3 separate regions of the Homo sapiens genome follow, and regions 1 and 2 are each linked to region 3. Evidence: read pairs that join two places in POLR2A ChIA-PET (ENCODE). Cell type or tissue: OCI-LY7. All regions are shown on one strand. Links, peaks and the distances in the headings refer to the core of each region. The heading gives the core; the rest is flanking DNA.

What was found. Peaks named below come from ENCODE experiments on the same cell type or tissue, not always from the same donor. Only the 100,000 strongest peaks of a DNase experiment are listed, where the experiment ranks them.
Region 1: POLR2A ChIA-PET joins it to region 3 with 10 read pairs; 2 of 35 experiments call an interaction of 5 or more read pairs at or near these places.
Region 2: POLR2A ChIA-PET joins it to region 3 with 14 read pairs; 2 of 35 experiments call an interaction of 5 or more read pairs at or near these places.

Annotation. Positions count from the first base shown.
Region 1 is chr3:140,828,064-140,836,364 of GRCh38, forward strand. No RefSeq gene overlaps it. Among named protein-coding and RNA genes, the nearest start is that of SLC25A36, 110 kb to the right of the region's middle. In OCI-LY7, for the core only: no CTCF peak of the experiment used is centred there; a DNase peak (open chromatin) is centred at 5,018; H3K4me3 peaks cover 1,006 bases; H3K27ac peaks cover 963 bases.
Region 2 is chr3:140,839,047-140,847,347 of GRCh38, forward strand. No RefSeq gene overlaps it. Among named protein-coding and RNA genes, the nearest start is that of SLC25A36, 99 kb to the right of the region's middle. In OCI-LY7, for the core only: no CTCF peak of the experiment used is centred there; DNase peaks (open chromatin) are centred at 4,435, 4,775 and 7,045; H3K4me3 peaks cover 3,617 bases; H3K27ac peaks cover 4,843 bases.
Region 3 is chr3:140,753,032-140,761,332 of GRCh38, forward strand. No RefSeq gene overlaps it. Among named protein-coding and RNA genes, the nearest start is that of TRIM42, 79 kb to the left of the region's middle. In OCI-LY7, for the core only: a CTCF peak has its summit at 1,320; DNase peaks (open chromatin) are centred at 1,410 and 3,800; H3K4me3 peaks cover 3,297 bases; H3K27ac peaks cover 4,350 bases.

The DNA of each region.
Region 1 (8,301 bases), core at 171-8,170, 75 kb after region 3:
GGCAATGGGCTTCAGTACCATCCTGGGAATTCTTCAAAAATGTCTCCTCCCATGTGGGTTTAATAAGCCCAAGATCTGATTCACCCTGGTAAATGCTATCCTGAAGCATTCTGACTGAGCTATTTTTAAATTCATGCCCACTTCCCTCAAGAGGCCCTTCGTACTACCCCACAGTCATGCCTTCCCTCCAAGCTGGTCTCTCTCAATCTCCTAGACCACCTCATCCCTTCTCTCCACCCACAACTTTATCACCTCCTCCCCATCCCCATGCTCAGATGAGGACCCAGCTGCTCACTTCACTGAGAAACGTAAAGCCATCAGAGGAGAACTCCTGCACTGCACACCCCAAAGCCACCCACCCACCTGCCCTCCTGTTGCAGGAATGAGCTATTCCTACTCCTGTCCACTGGCTGTGGGATTTCATGCCTCTCACCTGCTAAGGCCATCATCCCTGCAGTTGTCACTCCCACTGGCACCATTGCTTTCCCTCTCTACTAAATGATGCCCATAAACATGTTGCTTTTCTCTCATCTGGGAAATGTCCTCCCTTGACCCCACTTTCCCTACCAACTATAGGCTCATCTCTCTGCCCCTCTTTGTGGCACAACTCCATGGAAGAGGTGACTCCATAGCCATTCTCCACTTCCCTCCTCTCATCCTCTCTGGGCCCATCCTATCAGCCTTTGGACCCATCACTCCATCAAACCTACTGCGACAGGGTTATCAGTGACCTCTGGTCTTTGCACCATTGACCTCTCAGCAGCATTTGACAGAGGTGGTCATTTCCTCCTCTTTGAAATGCTTGCTTGGCTTCCAGGGCAGCACACACTGCTTATTTTTTCTACCTCTCTGGCTGCACCCTCCCAACCTCCTTTGCAGGATCCTTCTCATCTCCCCAACTTCTAAGCAAGGAGGCCCCCCAGCTTCATCCCTCAGCCCTTATCTATTCTATCTTTAGAGTCCCCCACTTGCTGATCAATCTGTCTCACGGCTTTAAATAACAACTCCCAAACACTCCCTTGAAATCCAGGCTTGTATGATGATCTGCCTACGTGAAATCTCCACTTGAATGATAGCCAGGCATAACAAACTTAACATATTTTTGCTCCCCAAAACCTGTTCTTTTTGAAGCTTTTCCCATCTCAATTAATGACAAATCTGTTTTATCAGTGACTTAGAACAAAATCCTTTCAGTGATCATTGACCCCTTTCTTCTCTCACACCCGCATCCAAGTCATCAGCAAACCTATCCATTCTATCTTGTATGTATATCCAGAATCCTGCCACTTCCCATGCTTCCACCATAGCAAGCCACCACCATCTCTTGCCTGAACCATTGCAATAGCCTCCTTATTGACCTCCTTCATTATTGATCTTGCCCCTCTACTGTCATATCTCGACACAGCAGCTCTTAAATGTAAACCTTGCCATGGGGACAGAAACTCCACAACTTTATCCACTTCTGCTCTCCTCCTTGAGCTCTCATCACCTGGCCTTTCTGCAGTTCCTTGAACACACCTAGCACACTTCTTCCAAGAAACCTTTGCTCTAGTTGTGCTCTTTGCCTAGAGTGCTGCTCCCCTCCCCAGAAAGCCACATCGCACTCTTTTCATCAGTTCTTGCTCAAATATCACCTCAGCAGAGAAACCCAGACCACCCTATTTAAAATAGTGTATACCCACACACACATACAAGAACACATATTCTATCACTTTACTCTGCTATTTTTTCCATAGCACCTAACATATTATCTATTTTTGTTTATTTATTTGTTCTCTGCCCATCCCTACTAGAATGCAAGCTCCATGACAGCAAGTGCTTTGCCTATTTGGCTTACAGCTGAATCCACACAGCGCAGAACACTGTTTGGATACTAGAACTTCCCAAGAAATATTTACTGATTGAACAAATATATTAATTTCTTGTGTATGCTGGTGGTGGCAGCCAAAGTCAGCCAAGAACCTTAAAGTGCCTGGCAGCTTCCCAGAGCAAACAGAGGTACCCTCAACAGGCTTGGGAAGGATAAAGAACATCTCCACTCATACTTCTGGTCTCAGTTTGTATGTCATTTCTTTTCTGATGCCCTCCTCCCCTCAATAATTTAAAGAAACCTCTCTGTTAGAAATAGAGGATGCTATGCTCATATTTATTGTAATTTCTTCTTAATTGTCCTCCTTATAAGGCTGTATATTTTCTGAGGATGCATATGGAATTCTCAATAAATACCTGTCGAATGAATAAATGAATGAAGTTGAGTGAGCCGTGCATGGCATGAAGCTGTAACTAGGGGGGCTGAGCTTGGCGTCAAGGAAGAGGATAAATTAAAAGGAGAAGGAAGGGGTCATAAGTTTATAATATTATTTTATAATAAGGAAGGAGGAAGAGGAAAGGGAGGAGGAAGCTTGGTTTTATCTCCCTGCCAAATCTTGGCAAACTAACTTTGGCCCTAGAAGTATCTGCACACACAACCTAGCTGGCACAATGTAGTCAAATGACTTTATTGGTGTAGCCTATAGGACCTGCCTGTCCAGCTTTATTGCGTTATTCACTTTTCACCTTCCTTGTGATGAGTTCCTATGGGAATTCTCTTCCTCTAGGCAAGGTGTCCCCAGAGGGGAATGAAATTGATATCAGATGGAGCCTGGAAGGGTGAAAAAGTACACAGCAAGAGGCTCTTGCCTGTTCTGTGGTTCTGCTAGCTACTTCCAAGCCTCTTTTCTTGTATTTATTCACTGCTTATCTAACCTCATTTTTCTCATGCAATATATACCCTACATTGGGAAATGTACCCTGTCCCACCTCTCTAAAGCCTTTCCACCAATAAGGCTCAACACAGGCCCGACTTCTATAGGGACTTTACTCCAGCCAGTACATATCTTTTCTTTCTCTAACCTTGTTGGCATTTATTTTAAAATACATTCTATGAATAATTTCTTAGTATATTCTATTGGTATGCATATAGTAAATGCTAGATAAACAATAGCTATTAGCATCAAAATCATGCTGTTAGTATTCTAACAAACAGTAGGCTCATCAAGAGTAGGAATCATAAGTTTTCTTCCTTTCATACACCCCAGAGAACTTACCCCAGGGCTGTGCAGATACTAAGTGTCCAGAAAACACTTCTCCAAATATGTACTGTCTATAAAAGTTATTGTTGTAGAGTGAAACCAAGGAGCCATAGAAATGGTTTCCCTGTTGTAACAGCTATCTCAAAGATGTCTTTAAAATGCTGTCCGTTGCCCTGGCCCTATCTGAGGAGCACATACTTTATTCCAGGAGAGATGCTGTAATGGATGGAAGGTATGTTTCTGCTGAGTTAAGGGTTATAATGTTCCCTGCATCGAGGCACCAGATTGATGGGATATGCCTCTATGATTTATAATACATTAATCTCACTGGAGAGTGAAGCACAATTAATCTTAGAATCTTGCAGCTTGCACTTAACAACTTTAGAACCTTCCCTACGTACTCAGCCTGCATAGCAAATGTCTGTGCCTCCCCCAGACACTAGGACAACTGGGCATTGAGAACACAAAAACACCCTTCTCTGCAGTAGAATGCTGTGGCAAATGTCTTCTTTACACTTTCTACAATATTTACGATAAAACAAATTATATAGTAGGAACATTTTATAGTCACAATGTTACAAGTCCAATAATATCATTAAGCACATATAAAATCAAAACTAAATACACATTTGATGTCTCAGAAATGTAAGTAATCAGCTTCCTTTCCTAATCAGAGTGCTGCTGAGATCCAAGAAGCAGCAGATTCCCAAGCAACTGAAACAGATATTACAAGGTCTGAGCACTGATTATCATCCTAATTGTGGGAGAGTCCCTCATGTTATGCCCAAAGTATATTTGCTTTTACTTTGTATATAATTCCAGCAATCTTTGTTGTCTAAATTCTGAGACTTCACTAAATTCAAAGGACTACAACAAGCAAACACATTAATAGCTATAATAAAGGGTGACTAAAGAAAACCTACTCAAAAAAAAGAGAGAAATAAAAAACTATGTATGACCAAAAAAGTGATGCTTTAGAGCCTCTTCATATGAAAGTCAACACCCTCCGCTCCATAAATGGAATAACCATATTTTAGTACAATACAGTCATAATAATCCCTATTCTCCAACTCCAACCATCCACACACGGTTTGTTCTTTTTTTTTTTTTTTTTTTTTGAGATGGAATCTTACTCTGTCACCCAGGCTGAAGTGCAGTGGTGCAATCTCGACTCACTGCAACCTCCGCCTCCTAGATTCAAGCAATTCTCCCGCCTCAGCCTCCCGAGTAGCTGGGACTACAGTCACGTGCCACCACACCTGGCTAATTTTTTGTATTTTTAGTAGAGATGGGGTTTCACCATGTTAGCCAGGATGTTCTTGATCTCCTGACCTCATGATCCGCCCTCCTCAGCCTCCCAAAGTGATTGAGCCACCATGCCCGGCTGGTTCATTCTTTAAGCACCAAGAAAGCAAGAAGTATGTTAATATTTAGGATTTTCTTCTAAAGTGGTTCAAATGGAAAGGTCTGGTGCTTAAAGTTTTAACTCAGAGCTAGCTAAAATAATTCTTTAACTTTCTGCATAGCCAAAGTCAGGTGCGGTTTGTTTGTTTTTGTAATCTGTAATCTATTTTACTATTAAGTGGGGTAAGAACTCTTCTAAGGACTCTCAAACCTTCACTGTTTCACAACAGTAAAAACCCAATATGATAGATAACCTTAAAATCATCTTAGGGGCTTCTGGTATGTACATGGCTGCACATATCAGCTTATTTATCCATTTTCTCTATAAAAAACACATAAAAGGAGTAAGAAGAAATGAAAAAGAATCCAGAAACTGCATTTTCAGTGAAACAAGAAGAAAAATATAGTCTGCAGCCTCCAAAATATGCTTAAGAGTTGATTAAAAAAAAAAAAAAAGCAACTGAAATCAGACAGAAACCACATAGGAAGAAAAAGAAAGGAAGTAAGACTGAGTTGCAAGAGAACTTAGTGATGGCAGAGCTGAAAAGCCGGGTTGGGCAGGGAACTCCTGAAGGCAAGTGGCTCACCCTGAAGTGCATAAATGACATATCCTATTTGCAACAAAGTGCAGGAGCTGAAGGAAACAATTCACAGGTGAAGCCCCTGAAGTTCAGAAAAACAGAGGAGGAAGAGCAACACAAAGAATGATACAGATGGGCCGGGTGCGGTGGCTCACACCAGTAATCCCAACACTTTGGGAGACCGAGGCAGGCGGATCAAGAGGTCAGGAGATCCAGACCATCCTGGCTAACACGGTGAAACCCCATCTCTACTAAAAATACAAAAAATTAGCCGGGCGTGGTGGCTGGCGCCTGTAGTCCTAGCTACTCAGGAGGGTGAGGCAGGAGAACGGTGTGAACCCAGGAGGCGGAGGTTGCAGTGAGCCGAGATCATGCCACTGCACGCACTCCAACCTGGGCGACAGAGTGATACTCCGTCTCAAAAAAAAAAAAAAAAAAAAAAGAATGATACAGATGAACCGTATTTCCAGCAACTAGTGTTTTTCATAAACAGCAGAGGAACAGAATGCTTTGAGTTGAGATGCACTCCATCAGAGACCATATTTAAATAGCTGGAACTAAAAACTTTAAGTTAATAATAAGTGATTTTTTTAGTGAACTAACATAGCATATATACAAAGTAACTATTAGTTGAAAATTCAAAAAGAGTTACAAAATTTACCAAAATACGAACAACATTCATCCAAAAAAAAATGCTGCTGAAAGCAAAAAAAAAAAAAAATTACACATTAACATTTCACCATGAATTTTTAAATGCCAGAATTCAGGGAATTTGTAGCAAGAAAATAGGAGGAAATGAACTATGAGCCAGCAGAACTCTAGCAAAAAGTAGAAAACCATCAGAGAAATAAAGACAAAATTGGAAAGTATATAAGGTAGACTAAACATTGTAGAAAGACAGTAATATTGAGGACAGATAAAGAAATACAATCAAAAGGAACTGAAATAAAGATAGAATTAAAGTGAATTAGAGAGAAAATGACAGCTACAATAGCAAAGGAGATCAAACATACTTATAATTAGAGAAGAAAACAGAAACCATTTTTTTTTCTTTTTGTTTTGTTTGTTTTGAGACAGGCTCCCTCTGTCACCCAAGCTGGAGTCCAGTGGCATGAGCTCACCTCACTGCAACCTCCACTTCTCGGGCTCAAGCAATTCTCCCACCTCAGCTGAGTAGCTGGGGCTATAGGCACGTGCCACAACATCCGGCTAATTTTTGTATTTTTTGATAGAGACAGGGTTTTGCCATGTTGCCCAGGCTGTTCTCAAACTCCTGGGCTCAACTGATCTGCCCTCCTTGACCTCCCAAAGTGCTGGGATTATAGGCGTGAGTCACCATGTCTAGTCAGCTCTACATATTAAAAGGGCACAACATGGGCCAGAGAAAATTGAGTCAGAATAGTCAACGAGACACATCCTGTGAAGCTGGAGACAAACAAAGAGAGAGAAAGCACAGGGAAGAGACAGAGTGAGTGTGCAAGGGATGAAAGAAGGGAGGGAGAGAAAGAATTCTCTCTGGGAATGGAAACCAGTGCAGTGGTGGCACATGCCTGTAAACCCAGCTAATTAGATGGATGAGGTGGGAGGATTGCCTGAGCCCAGGAGTTTGAGGCTCACGTGAACTGTGATGGTACCACTGCACTCCAGCCTGGGCAACAGAGCAAGACCCTGTCTCAGGAAAAGAAAGAAAGAGAGAGATAGAGAGAAAGAGAAAGAGAGAGAGAGAGAAAGAGAAAGAGAGAGAGAGAGAGAAAGAGAGAGGGAAAGGGAAAGGGAAAGGGAAGGAAAGGAAAGGAAAGAAGGAAGGAAGGAAGGAAGGAAGGAAGGAAGGAAGGAAGGAAGGAAGGAAGGAAGGAAAGAGTTTTCTCTGAACATCCAAACAAAGAAATAAGCCATTAAATAAGGAAAAGATTCAAACACATCTTATATTTTTCCAAAGCAACATTCAAAATAAGAAGATTATGTAATTTACATCTACAAGATAGCCAAAAAAAAAGGAGACTTGTGAGGCAAGGATTTTATAGCCAGCAAAAAAAATTCATCTCAAAAGCAAACTAACAATTGTGAAATGTTTGAGCTTAAGTAATATGGTCCCATGATCCTTTCCTGAAGAATCTATAAGAGGTCAAACAATCGCCAACCAGGAGATAATAGCGGAAACAAACTGTAGCAAAAAAAAGAGGTGGTGAGCACTGTATACCGCAACTGCAAGATTAAGATTAAACAAAGCTGGAGATTGGGACAACAGATAGAATGTAAAGGTTATATGCTCTGACAATGTATAAATGATACAACTAATGAAAAATGGAAGGGAGAAAAGGTAGGGAAGGTGAAAAGTCGAGTAGGTTTGCAGATTATTGAATTTGTAATAGTGGAAGCAAAAGAAAAGATTTGATTGAAAGCTGTCAAACCAAGTAAGAACTATATGTAAACATCTTTAAAAAGACAGTGGTAAACATTGAGGTAACTAGAATTGGGTGGTGGAAGAGAGAGGGGAGGTTAGCAAAATGAGGCACATTCGTTGTACAATTATTCATACAAAAGAATTAGCCAATACCATCTAGAAAAATAGAACACTAGCAATATTATACAAAGTTATATTGTCATGAGAACAAAAATATAAAACTTTCTAAATATCAGAAGTGCAATTGTTTTAAAAGGCAAAGAAAACTCATTATGTAAATAAAGACTTGCTAAAACACAGTAAAAGAGAAAACATTAAATATTATGCCATACTGAGATCAAATACATCTGTTATATTAATAAATGTAAATGGGCTTTACCTACGTATTATAAATATATTTCAGGTTAAATTACAAAGCAAAACTAAACCCTCAGTTATATAGAAGAGAAATGCAAAACAAAGTGATTCAGAAAAGTTGTAAATAAAAGTATGGGCAAAGATAACAGGAAAATACAAACAAATAGCAAAAAAAAAATAAGCAGAGGGCATTATCTAAATATCAGACAAGGTTACATTCAGGACATACAGCATTAAACAATACAAAGGGCAATTTTTACAAGGCTAAAGGGCGCAACTCTCAATGACTAGGAATAGTGCTAAATATCTATGCAATAAGACATAGAAGCAACAGTCAAAAAACAGTGATTATAGCAGTTATAAGGAAAAATAGGCTTTAATAAAAACAGACTGGCAGTAGGGAGATTTTAATTCCTCTCTCCCAATCTATGACAGATAAAGTAGATAAAATTATTAAGTCAGGGTATAGATTATCTAAATAACA
Region 2 (8,301 bases), core at 171-8,170, 86 kb after region 3:
GCTCACAAATCAACCAGAATAGAGGTTTAATAAAGAAATGTGAGAAGTCAGGGGAATGGGAACAACCTATTTTTAGCCTGATGCTGAACATGGGATATTGTTTTACTCTTACATTCTCAGTTACTTGACTCAAACTAATATTAAAATAATTTTGGCGCCCCATCACAGCAACTGGCCCAATGAGCGAGCTTAGATTTGACACTGTCTGGAGATAATCCTCAGACAATGTGATTGGAAATTCACTCAACAATCAAGTTAAAATCACTGGAGGATAAAGATGGAGTTTATTGACCAGTCAGGGGGTCTGGATGAGCCCACATCATGTATCGTTTTCAACAAATGACCTCCTTCGTGGAAAAGTTTTGTTAATCAAAGTTGGGAGAAAGAGGAAAAAAGAGAGAGGGAGAAGTGTAGAGAAAACCATCTGATCCAGAGATGTAGGTGTTCCAGCAAGACGGATGTAGGTGTTCCAGCAAGACGGGCAACATGGTATGTTTTCCTGTCTCTGACCTCCCCACTGTGCCCTACCCCAGCCCCAGCCCCTCTTCACTGCTCCCTTTCCCCTGCTTCTTCTGAATACTCACCTACTGGTTGGTGGCTGGAAAAAATAAAATAATGTCCCATCCTACACCATTTGTATTTTCCCAGATGTCTTTGAAAGACACCAAAGTTCTGGAGAGCCAGAGTAATGAATTCCCAATGTACATTTCCTAACCCCTTGGCCAGCAGTTGGGAAAAGAGGGTTCCTAAGCCTGTGTCTCATGCCCATAGAGATCACTCAGAGGCCCCATGCCCTCTGCCTTCTCCCTGGGCTGAGCGTAACAAATTCACAAAATATTTGCCCAGTGCTGTTTTCATGTCTGTTACCTGTTCCCTGAGGAAGAGGAACACATCTTTCATCTCTATATTCCTAGTGCCAAGAAAACAAGTCTTAACAATTGCCTTATAAATGAATGTGTTAGTTAACGCATGCAAGTTTTAGATCATTTGGGGGTTTTTTGTGCTTCATGCTCAAGAGACATCTATTGGATCTCAGGGAAGTATGGTAGGAAAAGTGCAGGGCAGTGCACTGCAGGCCATCCAGCCTGTTGATGAGATGGAGAAAGGCCTGGAGCCCAGCTCTCCTGATGTCCAGTGTAAAGCTTTTCTCATTTCACTATGCTGCTTGCCCAGATGACAAAGCTCAAATGAAATGTAGGAACAGGACACAGTGCAACAGGTCAGAGGGGGCCAAGAGATTCCTCCATGAGCCAACAACCTATGTAGGGAGCCAACGAGCACCTGCTTGAGCCCTGACCCCAGCCCTTTTTGAGGAACTCTCCCTTATGCAAGTCGCATCCCCTCCCTAAACCTCAGTTTCTCCATCTGTACAATGTGTGTATAGGACCAGAGGATCTCAGAGATTTCTGTCTGCTCTAATTGTTTCCAATACAGTGACTGACTAGAAAAAAGCAATTATAATCAACAGGACAACCTCTCATTAGCCCCTGTAGATAATCCAAAATGCTTGGTGCAAGCGGTTGGCTGGGTAAGATACTAGAGGGAACCTCCTTAGCAAAGAGAAGAGAGAAATGTGTCACTAGTTGGCACTGCCTGATGCCATGTCATTTTTGTCTCAAATGGAAAAGAAAAGGGAAAAAAGTTGCATTCAGTTACAGGATAGACTGCCCATCTATCCATTCCTGGGAGGTTTGCTGCAGAGGAGTTCACACCAGCACAGCAGACCAGGACCTTGGTGGTAATACAAATTCAGGGATTAATTCTGATCAGGGGTTCTTTGAGTACACGTCACCTGTCAAAACTGAGAAGCTGCCCTGTGGTCAGAAAAAGGGAAAAGGCCCTGAAAGCCTACTTGACTAACTCCTGGAGATACCATGGTCCACCAGAATCAGGAATTCCTCCATGATTTTTAGTGGAAATGGGCCACCAGACACTGAGTCATTCTACAGATCTCCTCCTAGCTCTGCCCAGGATCTCCACAGACAATTAAAGATGTTCCAGGCACAAGAACCCCAAATCCTTTGAGCCTATGGAGACAGACGGGGCCACATAAACAGGAATGCCTCAAAGTTCACTGGCTCCTGTTACCCCCAGCCTACTCACTCAGAAACTCCAAACCCCTGCAAAGTTACCCTTGAGTGGGTCTGGTGCTCTCAGGGGCTGTATTCTATGTGTTCCCCAACACCAGGTAGCCGGCTGTAGGCACATGTCACTGCTGCACTGCAGACATCCACCAGACACATGCCAGCTATCCACCAGCTAGCACAGCACAAGCAGGGAAACAAGGGTCCAGCTCATGCCTGGCTGCTTCTTTTCTTAGATAAATTCCTTCCAGCTAATTTCTCCATTATCCACGTGGTCAAAGGCTAACAAAGTGCAACCTGCAACAAATGGATCTCAACTAGATACTCTTCTCAAGCTCACATGTCATGGGATTCCACAGTCAGTCCTCTTCTAGTGCCAAGTCTGTCCAACCAGGGCTTTCATGATTTTGCTGTCCTCTTCCTATGTCTTATCCATTGGGAAATGGCAGAAGGGAAACAATAGGACAATGAGATGTAGACATCATGGATATGGCACTACGCAGGACTCCTGAGGCTTGCAGGACTTCAGGAGTATGTTCCTGGTGCTGACCCTCACATCCATTGACCTAGTGCCTCGCACCTCTCTGAACCTCTGCTTCCTTGTTGGTAAGTGAAAAATGATATCACATTGCATCTGCCCATTGTGAGGATGACATGAGATAATATATGTTAAGTCATCAGAAGACAGATTATGGAAAACCTCATGTCCTAGATGTGTGCTGACAATGGTAATATAATGTAAGCCACATACGTAATTTTAGATTTTCTTTTTTTTTTTTTTTTTTTTTTTTTTTTTGAGACAGAGTCTCACTCTGTCACCCAGGAGTGCAATGGCGCAATCTCAGCTCACTGCAACCTCTGCCTCCCGCGTTCAAGCGATTCTCCTGCCTCAGCCTCCCAAGTAGCTGGGACTACAGGCACATGCCACCACACCCAGCTAATTTTTTGTATTTTTAGTAGAGACAGGGTTTCACTGTGTTAGCCAAGATGGTCTCGATCTCCTGACTTCGTGATCCGCCCACCTCGGCCTCCCAAAGTGCTGGGTTACAGGCGTGAGCCACCACACCCAGCCAGTAATTCTAGATTTTCTGATAGCCATGTGTGGTGGTTAATTTTATGTGTCAACTTGGCTGGGTTAAGGGATAACCAGAAAGCTGCTGAAACATTATTTCTGGGAATGTCTGTGAGAGTGTTTCCAGAAGAGATTAGCAGTTGAATCAGTAGACTGAGTAAAAAGGATACATCCTCACCAACGTAGGCAGGCATCACCAATTCACTGAGGGCCCAGAGAGAACAAAAGAGGCAAAGGAAGAATTCACTCTCTCTTCTGGGGCTGGGACATCCACCTTCTCCTGCCCTCAGACATCAGAACTCCAGGCTAAGAGGCCTTCAGATACTGGAACTTACACCAGCAGCCCCCCAGTTTCTTAGGCCTTTGGCCTCAGATTGAGAGTTGCACTATCAACTCTCCTGCTTCCCGGGCCTTCAGATTCGGACCGAATTACCCCACCAGCTTCCCTGGTGCTTCAGCTTGCAGATGGCATGTCATGAGACTTCTTAGCCCCCATAATCATGTGAGACAATTCAAAAAATAAATCCTCCAATATATCTATATCTATCTATCGATCCTACTGATTCTATTTCTCTGGAAAACCTTTATATACCATGTTAAATTTTTAAGTAAAAAAAGTATTAATTTTAACAATATTTTCTTTAACCCAATATATAAATTATGATTTTGACATGCAATTAAATAAAATTAATGATTTTTTTTTATTTTGTGCTAGCTCTTAGAAATCCTGTATTTATTGTACACTTATCACACATCTTAATTTAGACTGGCCACATTTCAAACACTCAATAGCCACATGCGACCAGAGGCTGTGGTATTGGACAGCTTTAGACTGAAGTTAGACTTCATTCCATGAACAATGGAGAGCCATGATGGATTTTTCCCAGAGGAGTGAAATGCACAGCAAGCCAGTTTAAGGAGCATTCATCTGGCCTTGGGCTCTGGGCAGAGCTGTTCTGCCTCAGTGGTCCAGTCACTAGACCGAGAGACAGCAGCTCTATTTTCTGTCTCCCTGGCACCTACACAGGGTCTGACAGAGAGTCCTTGGTAATTTGATTGGATGAAACAATCAATCAACAAATCAGCAGGCACTGCCTGGATCTGTAAGGCAAGTTAAAGTGAAGGGTCAAGATAAGTCTGAAGGTCGGAGCCTGGGATAGAGGAAGAAAGACAGGGCAGGAGGATGAGAAATAAACAGGCTGAATGAGGAACTGAGAGTAGAGGGCTGGATGACTTTCAATTTAGACCTGTAGTGCTAAACATGGCAGGTGGCCACTGAGACTTAATGACTGGTTTAGGGAGAATGCAGAACTGGAGCTCAGAAGATGCAAGTCACTCAGCAATCTCCGGGTAGCTTGGAGGCACCAGGCATGCTCTGAGCCACAGAGAATGAAGCTGACATAGTGAAGAAATGAGATGACAGTGGTTTAAATGGATGTGACAGCTAGAGAAAAAAAATTCAAATTTACATGGACACTCCAGGTCTCAGACACTTGGACTGGCTGGGAGGGTGCAGCTGGAGATGGGGAAGACCATTTGGAGAAGCTGTGAGGAGCCAGGCTTTAAATGGCCCCATATTTGCTGAAGCAGGCAGGGCATCCTCGACCAGCAGAGCCCTGGTCAAAGAGTCTGCACTTCATTATCCAATTGCATTCTCGGGGGATCTGAGGGTGCGACTGCTCTGCAAAAGCAGCTGCTTTCACTTTAAACAGTTTTAGCTCAAAGCCTGAGGCATACAAGTTCTCTGTGTGACACTGTTAATGAAGAAGAAAGTCTCCCAGGAGCTCAAGAAAATAAAAATAATGAAAATAAAAGGCTTTGACACTCATCCAAAAAAAGCTTTGCTCCTCAATATTTGCAACATCTATGAGAAAAAGTGTCAAGGACAGGAAAGGTCAGGGTAATGAGTGAAAGGAGCACACATTCCAGGATTTGAGCATGCTCAGAGAACCACCCATGACAGGCACCATGGCCTTCCAACCCAAACTAACAATTTCCTAAATTATGCAGCCCAGTTGCTCATGCTAACTCCAGAAATCCTCCTTGGGGAAAAGCAGAAGTAAACTGCATATTGCTGACTAAGAGATAAAAGGTGCACATTGTCATGATCACAAAGATGGACCTCAAAGAAGTTCTGTGGACATTCTCTCCTTCGAGTCTCATAAGAACACCTTAAATCACACAGGTTAAACATCACTAACCAGATTGGACAGATGAGAAAATTGAGGCTCAGAGGGAGTTAAATAACTTGCTCAATATATTTGTTCTGCTGCAAGTGAAGTAAACCAAGCCCCCAAAAAGAAGAAATAGATTAACAGGCATAATCAGGAAGGGAAGGGAAAACTGGGCTTAAGAGCAACTGAACCCAGGGATTCTACCACCATCAGGACTCCCTCATTCTCTGCCTCTTGTTTCTGCTTTTCTGGCTTTGTTATCTCAGGCCAGCTGCCTCAGAAGCTCCAAGCCAAAACCCTTTGTATTAGTCTGTTTTCACATGGCTATAAAGAAATACCCTAGACTGGGTAATTTATAAAGAAAAAAGGTTTAATTGATTTGCAATTCTGCATGGCTAGGGAGGCCTCAGGAAACTTAAAACCATGGTAGAAGGGGAAGCAGGCACCTCTTACATGGTGGCAGGTGAGAGAGAGAAGCCCAGGGGAAACTGCCATTTATTAAACCATCAGATCTCCTGAGAACTCACTCACTAGCATGAGAACATCATGGGGGAAACTGCCCCCATAATCCAATCACCTCCCTCCCTTGACATGTGGGGATTACAATTTAAGATGAGATTTGGGTGAAGACACAGAACCAAACCCTATCACCCTTATAGCCTCACAAATAACAAGAAAAGAAAGTCTTTCTGCCAGCTCCAAGTAGCAGAACCTTGGAGAGCATTCTAGTTGACCAGACTGGACCACCACTGTGGCTATAGGCATGGGAAACTATCACTGGCCCTGGATGTGTTTCTAGACCAAGTAAGGGGGATGGGGACCAGGCAACCAAAAACAGTAGCCTCTATAGTCACTGTTAGGAAGGCCACAACAAACAGACCAGGAGGCAGACCTTCCAACCTGGACCTCATCCATTGTTACTGACTCAATGAGTGCATGTATATTGCAGTAGATACCTAGCAAGGACCAAAACAGATGTGGTCCCTGCCCTTATGTCACAAAATCTAATGAGAGAGGCAGAAGATAAACAGGTAAAGAGACAGAACAGTAACTGCTAATTGTAACAAGTGCCATGAAGGAAGGCAACAGGGTGAAGTGAAAAAATTAGGCAGCTGTTCAAATGAGATGTTTAGAAAAGCTCAGAAGAGGGGCCATTTGAGTTGTGATCTAAGACTTAAAAGAAGCCAGCCAAAGAGAGTGAGGGGAAAACTGTTCCAGCCTCAGTGAAGGAGCTCTGTGTGCAGAGGCCTTGAAACAGGAAAGACCCTGGCCCCACGCTGGGAAATAAATAGAAAAACAGGATGCAACATACCTGTGAGAGGAGAGTGGAAAGATCTGCACCTGGGGAGCAGGCAAGATCCAATCACATAGTGCATGGCATGCCTCGGAAAGGAGTTGATATTTTACTCTAAGGCAATGCAAAGCCACTTGAAGATCTTTAAGCCTCAGAGTACAATGAAATTATTTGTACTTTTAAAAATTTATATGTGAAGAATAATTTGGAGGGGAGCAAGGGTGGAAAGAGAGGGACTGGATAAGAGGCTGTGATTGCTGTAATCCAGCAAGAGTTGATGTGGCTGAAACTACAGTAGTGGCTGTGGAAGTGGAAAGACTGAGAAGATGAGAAGTACACTTAGCAGGAGCAAAGAGACAGGGCTTGTAGAATCAGATGCTTGGTTTGAGGGAGAAAAAAGAATAAGAGAGGACTCTCTGTACTGAGCAGGTGGCTGAATGGTGAGGTCATTTCCTGAGAGAGAGAAAACTGAAGTTAAACAGTTTGAATAGGGAAGAGATGGAGATCTCAGCCTGCGATAACTAATTTTGAGTTGAATGTGAGATATGAAAGTGGTGAGGAGGCATTTACATATTTAAGTTTGGAGTTCATCCGAAACTTGAGCTGGAGATGGAAATTTAGAAGATATCAAAATATAAATGATAATCAAAGCTGAAGGCATCAATGAGATTACTTATGGAGTGACTATGGAGAGAAATAAGAGTAAGACCTAAGACTGAATTATAAGAAACTGCAAAACATAAAGGTAAAAGAGGAGATCCAATAGAAGAGACTGAAGATGATCAAAGAGATAGGAGGGAAAGTGAGAATGATTCCATGGAGATCAAAGAGGAGCGTGTCTCACTGAAGAGGAAATAGCTGTGTCAAAGTTTCTGAGAGGTCAAGAACAACGAGAACAGAAGAGCGCCATTGAACTTGTCAACACAGAGGTCCTTGAGAGCAGTTTTGATGGAGGATAGGAATGACACCCAGACAGAAGTGGGTTGGAGAAGGAGCGAGGAGTGTAGAGAATAAAGACAGCATGTGACACGCCCTTCCCAGTTTTGTGAGAGAAGTGAGAAGTGAAATGGTAGTTGGAAAAAGATTGGGGATTGAGAAAATTTTGTAAAGAACTAGAGGTAGTTACAAAGAAGCCGTTACTGTGTCTGCTATATAAATTGGATGACTGTTAAACAGTTCTCAGTTAAAAGCTCTCAGTTAAACAGTGTTCCCAGGCTTTAAAATGTTCATTCTGTGGAACTAGATGTTCCCCAAGGTTCCTTCCATATCTGTCCTTCTAAAATTCTACAAGTACTCCTTTTTCAAAAGTCATAAAGAAAATATCCAGGACTGATATTCAAGCAGCTCCTCCTCATTTTCTTCTCAATTCATTTGATCATTAATTTATTCATTCATTTCCCTAGAAGGTGAGTGCCACAAGGGCAGGATTTTTGTTCTTTGCAGATGGGCACGTAATAGGTGGTCAATAAATATTTGCTTAATGAATTAACAAATGCATAGATTCAATCAGCAGGCATAGAGTACCTACACATGTGGAGCTCACTCAAAACCACTCAACAAACATTCAGCACCCAACAAATGCCAGGCTCTATGCTAAACACAACTCAGTCAGCCTCTTCTTAAAGTGGAAAAAATTAGGATCTGTTCTACCTGCTTCACAAGGCCATTATGAGAATC
Region 3 (8,301 bases), core at 255-8,254:
GAGTTAAGGAGATCAGGATTCTGAGGGGCCAGAGCATGGAACTGACCACCACAAAGATGCTGAAGTCCCTAATAATGGCAGCAGGACTCAGCATGGGGGAGAAAACTCTGCCCAATGCATTGGTGGAGTCTTGGGACAATCTACTTTGAGGAACTGGGACCCACCCTTTCCCCACCCCCAGTTCAAAGAAGCATTTTTCTAACAGGACTTTCTCCCTTTGATCAACAAGCTATATCATAAATTATCTGAAGCCTGAGGAACTTAAATTAAAAACAAGAGGACACAATTAGATAAAGGTGGAAGCTAGACTTTGAAAGTAAGTGCTGTATTTGAAATGTTATATCCCAAATATCTCTTTAAACCCACCAGCCTCTCTTGCTCTGAATGTCCCTTAGTCTCTGATACAAGTAACCTCATCTCCTGCTCCTCCTATGGCTTCCTAGTGATCCCACACCCCCATCCGAAGACTCTATTTCCACACCTGAGTCCCCGCAGAGCTACAGTGCAAAATAGGTCATGTCTTACCACACTGGTGGCTGCCAAACACTTCCCCAGTACCCTGTGACATCCTATAGAGAATGTACTCATATAACATATGAATATGGAATTTCTTGGTTGAAAAGGGATGGGAACTCTAGAGAGCTCTGCCTATTTAGCCTCCCTCTCACTTGGCCATCTACATCCCCATGGGCCTGTATGTTTATTTCTCTGTTCACTTACATGAAACAAAAGACTTATAAGAAGAATGGCAATAAGGTTTGACACAAAACAGTAGAGCAGGCATCATTCTATTAAGGGTACAGTATGGTACAGTCATTACAAATGGGGGTTCAAAATATAGGTGCTGGGTTTGAAATCCGGCTCCTTCACCTACTGTGTGATCCTGACAAGTTACTTATCCTTAGTTCCCCATTTTCTGCTGTAGTTAAGTGAGTATAATAAAAGTATTTAATAACTGTTAATAATTTACACCTATCAACCCTTGCTGGATACATGATTTCATTATGTGGATGTTATGAATGAGCTGTGCAACTGTTGGTGATGGATTAACACAAAAAAACAAGGAGCAAGTGACCAAAGTTAGCCCAGTCCCTGAGTCTCAAAATGTATATCTGGAAAACATGGGCTAAGCAGGCCTCGCTTGCCACTTGTCTTAGTTTATATTGCCCCAGAAGCAGACTTTGAGCCAAGTCTCTGAGGACAAGCCACCTATAGGGAGGTGCAAGGAACAGGGGTAGGAAGGAGGGCAAGTGGTATGGGAGGGGAAGGCAACCATTATTCAGCCAGCTACAACAGTGGAAGATTAAAGCTTAATCCCCTGGGGGCGCTCTGGTAAATAGCACAAAATAGGGTTCAGAATTATTTTGGCCAGGGAGCTGAATATTCTTGACCAACACTCATAAACCACTTGTCAGTGGTTAAGCGTGATTAATTCATAGGCACTTCCTGCTGGCTGTTTACAGGGACAAAGGGGTTTTCTGTACTCTGAAGGCAAACCACAACAAAGATGAAAGTATCAGTTACCAGACATCAGGTTGGCACAGGTGGAAATGGTGAAAATACCTGAGGAGCTATGGGCAGAACACACACTGCAGCTACACTAGTCATATTTGTATAGGTTTCCCCAATGGGATTACAATGATGAGGCAATTGTCATAAGGTGCAAATGTTGTTCTTAGCTATCAGTTCCCACCCTGCCCTTCCACTTCCCTTAAGACCTGTGTGATTTAATGCAGTCAATTTTCTCATGATAGCACTTGATCTGCCCCAGGTATGTGTACTGCTAAGAATGCTTGGCATGAACATGCCAGGGGTTTCCATCAGTGAATGGGAAGGTTTATGCAAATAACACTGCACAGCACTGAGACATTGATGCTGAACCTTGACTTTTCCCTGTCTTTTGCTTTACAATGCAAGTTGCAGATGTCGGGAAAGGAGCTGAGCAGGAAGAGAAAGGGAGCCAGCACTGTGCTGGGGTCTTTACGCCTCACCGAATCCACAACCAGTCCTGCAGCAGTAGAGAGTGAGTCTTCTTCCCCCTGCCTTCACCAGCCCTGGGAGACAGCCATCACATCCTTCTGTGCCAACCTGAAGGGTGGCAATGAATTCATTTCAGTGTTATTTTTACTTGAGTTGGCTTGCTTACAAATGACGTTGAACTGCTTTTCATGTTTATTGTTCTCCAGCCTTTTAACTTCTACATCATCTCTTTCTTCGGCACGCACATACCACTCCTCGCCTGTTTATAACATTGTTCCCCGGGGAAAGTCAATTTCTTGTCCAAGATGCAGTTTTGAGGAACAAGCTGTGTTCTCAGCCTGCTTGTGTTCACAACAGAACCAGGTGCAAGGGGTGGAAAAGAGGGGTCGAGACAGCAGTTTCTCCAGAGCCTTTGGGGTTCATGTCATCTTCCACCTGACTCTGAACTTGAAGAAGATAGAAGCCTGGATTATTCTCCATTTATAGTCACCCTCCATCCATTCTCTGCTCTGCATTGCACCTAGAGGCTGACCTCCAGGGACCACATCACAGTTCCCTTGCTTTCCAGCTTCCAGTTGGGTCCGGCCAGTGATAGGCATCATAATGAGAGAAAACAAGGGGACAGAGTTGAGAAAATTTTTTATCCTACACTAGTGTTAGTTTCCTAGAGCTGCCATAGTAAATTACCACAGACTTGGATGGCTTAAAACAACAGAAATTTATTCTATCACCGTTCTGGAAGACAGAGGTTTGAAATCAAAGTGTCAGCAGGGTTGGTTCCTGCTGGTGACTCTGAGGGAGCACCTGCTCCATGCCTCTCTCCTGGCTTCTGGCAGCTGCTGCCATCCACAGTGTTCCTTGGCTTGTAGGTGCATCACTCCAACCTCTGCCTCCATCTCCACATGGTGTTCTCCTCTCTGGGTCTGAGTCTGTCTCTTCTCCTATTATAAGGACACCAATCATATTGGATTAAAGACCACCCTAATCTAGTATGGTCTCATCTTAATTATTATGTCCTGATTTCATCACAAGGACTCTATTTCAAAAGAAAAAAAAAGCCACATTCACAGATACCAAAGGTTAGGACTTCAATATATCTTTGGAGCGACACAGTTCAACCCATAACACACCCCTGCCTGGCCACTGCTGTGGCTCTGGATGGCTCCTCTGAGCCACTACACCTATCCAGTGGCCTGTCTTTCACATCCAATATACTATTTCCTCTCCCAACCCTTTCAGGGCATGCTGCTAGTGTCCAGGAGCCTCACAATCTTTTGTCCTTGCCCTGCCCACACCGCCTTTACTCACAATCCCTTCACTGAACCCTCCTGAGCAGCCCTCTAAGTGCTCAACTCTTTCCTGGCCAATAAACTGGCCCATGGCCAAATTGTGAAGTCAGAAAAATGCAAGAGTATTACAAAAAACATTTGTGGAGTTTGACCTGTGTCTTTGGTGTGTGACAGGCACAGAGATGGCTGCACCACCTAGGTGTAAAGGAATGCATGGGAAGCTGGCTGAAACAACCTAGGAGCAAACTGCCTTCCACCCACAGCTGGACAGAGGTGCATCCTGTGTTTTAGCCCCAGGGCTGCATTATGGAAGCCAGATGGGTCATTTTGAAAAGACCAAAACTGCCTTCTCTCTCAGGACAAGGCAACCCCAGCAGGTAAGAACTTTCCTACCCCCTTCTTTCATTCTACTCAGGAGGAGCAAGAGGCAGTGTGGGGAAGAGGGTGGAGAAGGCTAGAAGAGCAATTCAGAGAAAAACAGAGGCTGACTGTCAATGCTCACTGCATCCTCAGTGCCCCCACCCAGCAAGGTTTCACATCCAGAAGTAGACTCACAGCTGGGGAAGTTGAAACTTGAAAACAATTCTGAATTTTTGTTACTGCTCAGAAGTGAACATTGAAACTATGAAGATGAGACTGTTCTTGTGATTGAAAGTGAACAAAGAATGTTTTTACCTAAGATTGACAAGAAAAGTTATGGTACTGTGTAGCAATTTCATTTTGGATGCAGGGAAGAGTGGTGTCCACAGACCAGGTCTGATGGGATAGTGGTGCAAAAGAATAAATACACATAAATACTTGTCTCCTGCTAGCACCTTGTCAGGTTCCACTCATTCTATGTGCTTGATAAAAGGAGCTAGAGCTAGATATATGAATATAAATATAGATCCAATAAACATCAGAAACTAGTGTAAATAAAGTAGAAAGATGAATCAAGAGACAGCATACATAAATATGGGGTTCACAGGGTCAGACAAGGGTGAAAGGCTGGACTGCAAATATGACTCTGAGATTCCTGGGAGCCAAAAGAAGACAATCAATTATGAATTTGAATCTGTCCATGGAAAATCAAGCATAGCAGTTTCTTGGATGAAACAAAGCCTTTCTTGTATTCAAGCCTTCAAATTTTCATGTGGCTCTTCAAACAGGGTCCACTGATTTAGTGTCAATATCCTCACCAACAAGCTATGATAAATACTGTAGAGGAGTTTCACTGATCAGCTCCCTACATCATCTATCAAAAGAAGCTGAGAACAGGGCAGAAAATGCACACTTACAGAAAGTTAACACAATCTGATATAAGTAGGTCACTCCTCTTGGTCTGGCTTGATGGGTTTTTACTGTTTTCATCGGAGCAGCCATTAGAAGGGTGCACACCTGATGAATTTCACAAATCAGGAGATGGGGGCAGCATGGGCAGATGGAAGGGCCCTGTGGAAAGCAAAGAGGTCACTATTTTTCATCATCCACATTCCTCAGGAAAGAAAACTCATCCATCACTGGCAGCAAACACTGGCATAAAAAGTCTAACCTGCTCAGGTGATTGAGACAACCTCAGGCTTTCCACGGTATCCAGAGGGCACCATATATATGAAATATATTTTCTTTTTGAGGAAGATTTAATTTTTTTCTAGGTTTTGATTCACAAAACACAATTAGGAGCTTATTTGTGTTAATTCCAACTACAACTGAACACTGAAGCTGAATGGTGTCAGAAAATGAAATGATCTTCCATCAAGATTAAATATGTGTGTCCTGAAAGACTGTTTTTCAAAAGTAGACTTATTCTAACAAGAAATTGATTTGGATGTACAAGTATACTATTATTCAAATAACTTTCAAACATAACAGGGCTTAGAGAAAAATGCCATTTTCTACCTCAACAGAGCATGTAATGGTTTGTCACTGCACGTAAAGTTTAATTTGCACAAAAACTCAATATGTCTTCCTGAAGCCCTCCCTCTCTGAGACCCAGGCGGGGCTATCTGGACCTCCTTTCTCACTTCTGTCGGCCTGTGAAGTTTTAGGAATGAATGAATACGACACAGTCTATTACCAGCTGCACTGTTTCCAACTCCACTTAAACTACAAGGAAGATTAAAGACGGTATTTGGAAGGAAATTCCCAAACCACATGGGCATCACCACAGTTAGGAACTAAGTCAGTGCTAGCCAGAGAGAGAGAGGAGCACCTGGGGCAGGTGGCCATGAGGACATCCAGACTGGGAGACCAACATGTGCCAACGCCAGAGGTTGCAGAGCCGTGAGAGCAGGTGCATGTTAGGGAGAGGATCCTGGAAGCACCCCAGGGCCAGGAAATGGGGCTGGTGCCAGGGGCAGGGGTCAGATCTCAAAGGTCTCTCCTCACGTGTCCTGGAAAGAAGTTTGGGTTTTCTTTCTCCTGAAGGTGATGGAAGACACACCAGTGAAGGATTTTGAGCAGGGCAGTGACACTGACCATCAGAAAGCCTGGAAGAGCATATCCCCAGACAGAAGCATGGATCTAAGATACCAACAGCATCCCACACTCCGTTTGACTTTTGTTCACATACATTTCAGGTGTGTGACTTCCTCCATTCACGGATTGTCAGCTTCCAGAGGGCAGGAGCATGTGTTCTTCTGAGTTCCCAGAGGTCCCTGACCTCACAGCTCATGTGTCCTTGGTATAGAGTCCACCTGCTTCTTTACACACATGGCCTTGGGTGACACAATAGCCTTGCTCTGGCATTAGACTGGTCAGTTTCCTTCTCTGATTTCACTAACCAGGAACTTTCTCAAAGATCCAGTGCCTTTGCTGTAATTAGGAAAAGGCCTCCCTCCCTCCGGTGCCCCTTCTCCAAATGCACATAGCCAGGGTGTGTGGCTGGGCAACAGAACACGGGCTGGTTCTCAGGCCCACTAAATCCTTCAGGCAGGCACTCTTGGACAGAGTGTAGCCTGCACAGTCATACCTGGCAGCCCTGTCTCTCCAGGTCAGGGACAGGAAGCACACAAATATTTGAAAACGACTGTTCGAAATCCTTCAAGCCAATACACATGGGGTGCTCTTGAAAAAAATCTGTGTGCTTTATTTGTGGTTTGGATATGTGCTTTTATACGTGCATTTTTTAAAAAAGCAGGAAGTATACAGAGCAAACTGTCATGAGAGGTTATCTTAGAGAAGCAAGACTGGAGGGAAGGAAGGTTGATTTTATTTGTGGCTGTTTTGTATAAGGAGCATGTATAACTTTTATAATGCAATTTTTCAAGTTAAAAAAAATTCCCTCAAGGCTCAGTTCAGGCCCTGATCCTGCAGTCTTAAGACTCCAAGCCTGTTGTCTTTCCTATCTTATAACACCTAATGGGCAGAGCAGAGACCCCCAAGTCAAGTCCATTGCCATGTGTTTTCTGATGCTTTCCCTTCATCTGTGCATAGACAGAAGGGTGAATGAGATGTTCCAGCCCAGCTCAGAATCACAACCCCGTGCCTGAGGATTTTAGTGTTAAATGCCCCTAATTATAAAGAGAGTACCAAATGCTTATTTTTTTATATATACTTTAAGTTTTAGGGAACATGTGCACAATGTGCAGGTTAGTTACATATGTATACATGTGCCATATTGGTGTGCTGCACCCATTAACTCGTCATTTAACATTAGGTATATCTCCTAATGCTATCCCTCCCCCCTCCCCCCACCCCATAACAGGCCCCGGTGAAACAACCAAGTGGTCCTATAAGCCTGCCCCACTACTCCCCTCTCCTTATACACAGACTAGAAAGTCAAAGGAGGTCATTAATGAGAGAAAGAGTCCCTGGGGGAGATGGCTATGAAAGAAGTGGGGAGATGAGTGCTCCTGTCCAACCTAGGCCGGGTGAGAAGGGCTCTTAGGACAACACTCAGCGAGATGCAGGATGCTGCAGAAAGGGAGCTTGACCATCCTCCCCAGCCAGATGCTTGCCGAGCTGCAGAAATCCCTGTCCTGTCCTAGGGCTGCCCCAGTAAAGAATGTGGGGACACTCTTCTTGGGAGACTTGGACAAGAGTTGCCTGTACTTTAGGGGAGAGAAGGCATAGTCTCCTGGATCTCAGCTGGAGAATTCTGAGGGTGGGAGGCTGAGCAGAGTAGCCCATGAGGAAAGAGAGCCATAGAATTTGGAGGAGCAAGGGTGGACCTCCCATAAGCCAAGGAGCCCCAGCAGGAAGGGACTGTGTTGTGGGCAGGAGCTGGGGACAGGAGCCACAAGAGGCCAGGCAGGGAGTGCCTCACCAGGAGGCCAGGGATCTGGGTGGTAAGGCACCCTCCTGAGAGGCTTCTGAAAAACCCACACATGTAACTGCAAGACAGCAAGCACATTCCTCCCTGGCACTAAAAACCATCCGTAGCCAGCCCCTGTGAGCAAAGAAGGAACCATAACAGCGGAGCCCATTAAGTACAGGGGCTTTGACCCCTTTCTTCAAGTTCTCCCTCCTCTTGCCCACCCCCCAAAAATCCTAATGACGAAGAGAGAATGAAAGAAGTCCTGAGTCACACACAGGCCAGGCTGAGCTGGGGAGAGGGAGAAGCTTTAGAGGGGAGAGAGGGAGGCTGAAGTTGCAATTTGACCCCAAGGACCATTTGCTGCCTGAACATGATTCCCAGCTGTCAAAATGACCATCATTGTAGCTGACAGGACCACGTTACAAGATCTGCCTGAACTGTTGTCAAGGGGTAGGAAAAGGAAAAACAACAGAGCATGTTTGAAGCCTGTGATTGGAGAAAAATTCTTGTTTTGTGCTGTCAGTTGTAGGTAAGTATGTGTATCATCAAGAAGATATAATCTCTTCATAGGAAAGGGTTATGTAGCCTATGTCCCTGGCATCAACCTGTCCAGCACTGGGAGCCCATGCAACACCTAATAGATCTGTACTGATCCATGAATTGTGGTCTGATTCAGCAAAACTCACAACCCAGACAGCCCCCTCCATTTGGAAACTGTATTAGTCTGTTTTCACACTGCTGACAAAGACATATCCAAGACTCGGGGGCGGGGAAAAAGAGGTTTAATTGGACTTA